Regions from separate parts of the Homo sapiens genome. Here region 1 is linked to region 2. Evidence: chromatin contacts called from ENCODE Hi-C or POLR2A ChIA-PET data. All regions are on one chromosome and are shown on one strand. The core of a region is the stretch at or near the end of the contact, and the rest is flanking DNA. Distances in the headings are between cores, read along the strand shown.

Region 1 (2,849 bases), core at 103-2,602, 81 kb after region 2:
GGTGGAATATTCCTTGCTGAAATGGAAATGTGTGTGGCTCTGGCTCTTGACCTTTCCCCTTTAAGTTTCTCTGCTCTTAACTCCTTGATTAAAATGTCAAGTAAGCAGGGATCTGTAAACCCATTTTTAATTCCATGGGGAGTGGAAAAGGGCTCCATTTTAAATGACCTTCTGCTGTGGCTGGCATGAATAATCATCTCCTAAATGACACCCTTTGAGAATGGAAAAAGTAAGACTCTGTGCGGGGAGTAGGGGAGGCCACCCCTGCAGGGATCTAGTGGTTGCTGTGGTTTTTCAGCACTGCCCCAGGGAGTTGGGAATATAGGCAAGGGACCAAAAATGCTATTAATCAACAAAACATTGGTTCAGAAACTGTGGAACGTGTAAGCTAGAAGCATCCTCAGAGGTGCTTTCGAATGCCTCCCCCCAACTTTTTTTCATTGTTGTTGTTGAGATGGAGTCTTGCTCTGTTGCCCAGGCTGGAGTGCAGTGGTGCGATCTCGGCTCACTGCAACCTCTGCCTCCCAGTTCAATGATTCTCCCGCCTCAACCTCCCCAGTAGCTGGAACTACAGGTGTGCACTACCACGCCTGGCTAATTTTTGTATTTTTAGTAGAGACGGGGTTTCACCATGTTGGCCAGGCTGATCTAGAACTCCTGACCTCAGGCAATCCGCCCACTCAGCCTCCCACAGTGCTGGGATTACAGGCATGAGCCACTACGCCCGGCCTAAATGCCCCTATTTTAGAGATGGGGAAATTGAGGTCCAGGGAGGGAGGCTGCTGTCCGAGGATACACAAGGAAGAGATGTCACAGCCTGCCTCTCAGTCTGACAGAGTCCCAGGAGGAAGCCAGGCCACCCCGGACAGGGTGACCAAGCATCTGGTTTGCTTGGGACTGAGGGAATTCCTGGCACCTGGAACTTTCATTGCTAACACTGAGACAGCCTCAGGCAAACCCCAGTGGTGGGTCATGGTTTCTCTCTCTGGCTATAAAGGCTTCCAGACGAGTTCTAGAAGAGTGAAAAGGCAGAGGTATCTGAGGCCCAGTCTGTCACTTGGACCCAGCAGGACCAGTGGTCCAGCTGGCAGTGAGGTGGGCCGCCAGGCCTAAGGTGGCTGAGGCTCTAAAGCTTCCCAGTGTCTGCCTTGCTGGGCACTTCCCTCTGGGCCTCCAGCTCTGCCCGTCTTTGACTGTTGTGCTCTGTCTGTACAAAAGACACGATTTTTAAAATCTCTCTTGGGCTGTTTAACTTTGATCTCTGTAAACATTTATTTCAATAAATGTACATCCACATGGTATGTATTTTGAGAGGTTCAGTTTAGCAACGTGCTGGCAAGTCTTTCTGATGTTTTGCAGCTTGGGGAAATCCAGCTAGCTCAGTTCCGTGCTCTCTGTGTGACATCTGTCTGTAAATTCCTGCATCTCTCTGAGTCTTGGTTTCCCCATGTGTGAAGTGAGAAATGCAAGTATCTACCTTGTTGAGTTGCTCTGAGAAGTAAAGAGAAACAACTGCAAATTGCCTGGCACGTAGTAAGCACTCAGTAAAAGGTAGCAGTTCTTTTTTTTTTTTTTAAACTTTTTTTGTTGTTTTGAGTCTTGCTCTGATGTCCAGGCTGGAGTGCAGTGGTGTGATCTCTATTCACTGCCACCTCCGCCTCCTGAGTTCAAGTGATTCTCCTGCCTCAGCTTCTTGAGTAGTTAGGATTACAGGTGCATCTCATCACACTCAGCTAATTTTTGTATTTTTTGTAGAGACAGAGTTTCACCATGTTGGCCAGGCTGGTCTTGAACTCCTGTCCTCAATTGATCCGCCTGCCTCGCCTTCCCAAAGTGCTGGGATTGTAGGTGTGAGCCACTGCACCTGGCCAAAAGTTAGCTCTTCTTATCTCGACTCCCTGGTGGCTCTAGGTCTAGTTGGTCCTTGCCTTTGAGGTATGGGGGAGTCAGCCAGGGATTAGTGAAGGCACTGGAATTCTCTATGGATGGAAATTTAAGATTTTTCCTCCTGGCTCCTGTAGGTTCAGAACTTAACTCTGCTGTTAAATATGCATTAGTTTCCATGCAGAGGAAACTAATAGGCTTTTCACCAGAGCTTCTTTTCTCCTTAAATTCTCAGAACAGAGCTGGATTCTGAAGGAGGCTCATGTCTTCTCTATACAGAGCTGCCATAATCCAACAGTAAGGAAGACTGGACGTGGGGCAGGTGGAGGTGGAGTAAATGGAGGGGAGCAGGGCTGTGGCCTGGGCATCAGGAGACAGGGCTTGTCCCAAGTCTGCCCCTCATGTGAGTGATGTAAGGAAAGCCCTTTCCTCTCTGGGCCTCTGCTTCCCCTCTGTGAGATAAGTAGGTCAGAGTCAGTGATCTCTAAGGCTCTATCTAGGTCTCGATTCTTTGACTCTAGGCTCCTACATCCAGCCCCATGCTACATACACAGTATACATTGATAAAGATGACATTTAATGATTGTTTGTTTAATGAATTGATATATGGGGCGGGGGACGTTGCTGACACTCATGGGGACTTTGACCCTTACCATTCTCTTCCGTGGGGAGGGTCTGGCCCTAGTGTGACATTCACTTTTTTTTTTTTTTTGAGACAGATTAGCACTCTGTCACCCAGGCTGGAGTGCAGTGGCACGATCTCAGTTCACTGCAACCTCCGCCTCTTGGGTTCCAGCGATTCTCCTGCCTCAGCCTCCCCAGTAGCTGGGATTACAGGTGCCCACCACCACGCCCAGCTAAGTTTTGTATTTTTTAGTAGAGACAGGGTTTCATCATGTTGACCAGGCTGGTCTTGAACTCCTGACCTCAGGTGATCTGCCTGCCTTGGCCTCTCAAAGTGCTGG
Region 2 (2,700 bases), core at 15-2,514:
CTGGGACATCCCCCAGGCCCGGCAGAGGGCACGAGGCAGCAGGCAGGCTCCTCCACCCCAGCTCCAGGCAGAGCTCCAAAGTGCACATCTGCAGGCCTGCATCCTGGTCGCCCGGGGTGACCTCAGACAAGCTGCTTCACCTCTTGGGCCTCGGTTCCCTCCTCTGTCAACCCCACCTCCACAGCAAATGGATGTGGCCATGCTGTGTCACTGCAGTGAGCACACACACACGAGTTTCCCAGCTTTCCACATGTCCCGCCAACTGTCCCACAGACCAGCAGAACATCTGGGAATTCCAGGTCTCCAAGTCCAAGACACCTTCCCAGCCCCCCTCCACTGTTCACTGATGGCAGAAAACTCCTCACTTAGGACAGCTTCTAGTTCAGCCACCTAACCAGCCCCCATAGCCCACTCCCTGCAGCCCACTCACACCCGCCCCTGGGAGACCTTGCAAGCCCAGAGCCTCCTGGGCCATCCGTCCTTGGTTCTAGGCCCCCAGGGGCCTCAGTTTCTGTTCTCTGCCCCATCTGGTCCTCCCCCACTGGGATCATAACCACCCCGCTCCCTGTGGCCAGCCCTAGCCATAAAGGTGAGAGACGTGGTGCCAGCACCCAGCTCAGGTAGCACATAGGAGTGCTCTGAGATGCTGGCTGGGTGCGTGCTGAGGGCAGGCAGGACAGGGTGGGGGCGCTGCCACTGGGCCTTGAGGTTTGAGGCAGGAAGACCACCCATGCCAGAGGCAGGGCAGCGAGGCATGGCAGGGGCCACTCTGAGCCTGAATGAGGGCTGCCCAGGAGCTGGCACAGGTAGAGAAGGCAGCGTTGGACAAGGGGAGAAGGCAGACCGGGGAGATTGCAGGGGGCCCTGAATGCCAGCTTGAGGGCCCTGGCTGAGGACTCTGTCCTAGGGGCAGGGAGCAGACAGCCAATAGCACAGGGGACACAGCTCTTCACGCCACGGCTTCTGGATTCCTTAGACTGGCAGGGTCAGCCCCAGGCCCTCTCCCTGACCTTGCAATTGGGGATGACAGTGGCTGTGGGGGAGGGGAAAAAGCCACCTTCCCTGAGCACCACCTGGATCCCCACGCAGTGCTGCGTGCTTCATGCCCAGACCTCATTTATGCAAGGATGGGGCTTGGCAGCCCCTTTATTCAGCACATGAAGGCCCTGAGAGGGAAATGGAGCCCAAGGCCACACAGCTGGTGAGGGGAGCCTAGGTGACACTCCAGGGCCACCCCATTTCCTGCCCTCAGCACTTCCGGGAGCAGCTGGGGCTGCAGGAAGGAAGTGTATGACTGTGTGTGTGTGTGTTGGCGTGTGTGTGTGTGTGCGCGCACGCACACATGCTGGAGGCGGCGGCAGGGGTGTCCAGAACCACCTCTACCTCAGGCCCTTCCACCAGGACCCAGCTGGCCAGGAAACCCCCCACCACTGGGATTAACAGGACCCTGGAAGGGAGGCCCTTCCTGCCTCAAACCCCATTACCTCATTAGCAGGACCCTGGAAAGGAGGCCCTTCCTGTGGTTCCATTGCTCACTCTAGGCAGTCCTCTAGCCAGGGAATGGACAGGCCAGGGCTGGGGACAGGGACTCACCCAGGCCCAGTTTTCACACAGCCTCAGGGACATCCCTGGTCTCACTGTGGGAAGACTGAGACCTAGAGGAGAAAGAGCTTACCCAGGTTCACACAGCAAATCAGGGGCCAGGGCCACTCCCTCTACTCCCCCAAGGTCAGACAGCTGCCTATGGGATGTTGTGTGGCCGGGACTCCCCTTGACTGACTCCCAGCACAGCCCAGCCTCCAGCATGGCATCCTGTGGCATCAGGATTTTCAGTGGCCATGTGGCTCCTGAGCCCAGACTACAGATGGAACCAGCCAGTGCCGTGGGCACAATGGTTTGACGACCCCATTTCCCCATCACCCTCCCCACCCCACCTCACTTCAGCAGGGAGCCTGGGGTCAGGGGACTCACGGGGAGGCTCGACGGGCTCACAATCCTCGGTGCCACACGGCCGGGAGCTCTCAGGCCAGGCCTCGTGGCCACACTGGTCACTGTCTTCCTCGGGCAGCCCTGTCTGGGTGTTGACACACTTGACCAGGCGCCGCTGGACACCACCACCACAGGGGCCTGAGCACTGAGGGGAGCGGGGGAGGAATGAGTGTCTCCAGGGCCAGCCCTAGCAGTGGGGGCAGGGACACCTCCTCTGGGAAGCCGTCCCTGCGCCCTGTGCCTGACTGGCCTGGCCTTGCTCCCAGCCGCCCCCTCAGTGCCTCCTGGAGCACCTGGTCCCATTCCTAGAGCCCACTTGGTGCTGGAACCCCACTCTCACTTGTGGGATCGGCTCCTGCAGAGGGAAGGGGCGTGAGAACCGTGGGACAGCCCTCGGGGCGGCAGGGCAGTGAGCCCCTCACACAGGACATGCCTGAGAAGCCTGGGCAGGGGCGCCGGGATGGAGCCCTGATGCAGCAGTGGGCAGAGATGTGGGCGAGACACCGCTGTGCCCGAGGGACAGGGCAGAGGACCTGCCGCAGCCCATGGGCAGGAGGGCAGGAGACAGTTTCACAGCCGGGGCCCAGCCCGCCAGGCTTCGTTGTTATCAGCCCTAAACATGCACTGAGTCTGTGCCAGTGTCATGCTGTGCCCGGCCCTGTGCTTCGTTGCGTTCCTTCATTTAATCCTCCTGACCCTCCTCTCCTAAGC

Evidence for each region. Hi-C counts contacts between places; a loop is a spot of excess contacts on that map. ChIA-PET counts read pairs that join two places held with the same protein, here RNA polymerase II (POLR2A). Pooled maps may share reads with other maps.
Region 1: a loop to region 2 is called in a pooled map, with 3 times the contacts of the local background. The contact joins two enhancer-like sites. A Hi-C loop is called at or near these places in 3 of 168 maps with a recorded cell type or tissue (ascending aorta, chondrocyte and posterior cingulate gyrus) and 3 of 50 pooled maps. POLR2A ChIA-PET finds 5 or more read pairs at or near these places in 3 of 52 experiments (H1, activated B cell and activated CD4-positive, alpha-beta T cell).

What each region holds. Positions count from the first base shown.
Region 1 is chr15:78,841,264-78,844,112 of GRCh38, forward strand. No RefSeq gene overlaps it. Among named protein-coding and RNA genes, the nearest start is that of TRK-CTT1-2, 18 kb to the right of the region's middle. Within about 2 kb of position 1,353, at least 2 of the 41 ENCODE cell types and tissues checked have a DNase peak (open chromatin) inside an H3K27ac peak, as active enhancers do.
Region 2 is chr15:78,760,432-78,763,131 of GRCh38, forward strand. It overlaps ADAMTS7 (ADAM metallopeptidase with thrombospondin type 1 motif 7), which reads right to left. Exons shown (of 24, transcript NM_014272.5): 23 at 1,972-2,134. Among named protein-coding and RNA genes, the nearest start is that of ADAMTS7, 50 kb to the right of the region's middle. Within about 2 kb of position 1,265, at least 16 of the 41 ENCODE cell types and tissues checked have a DNase peak (open chromatin) inside an H3K27ac peak, as active enhancers do.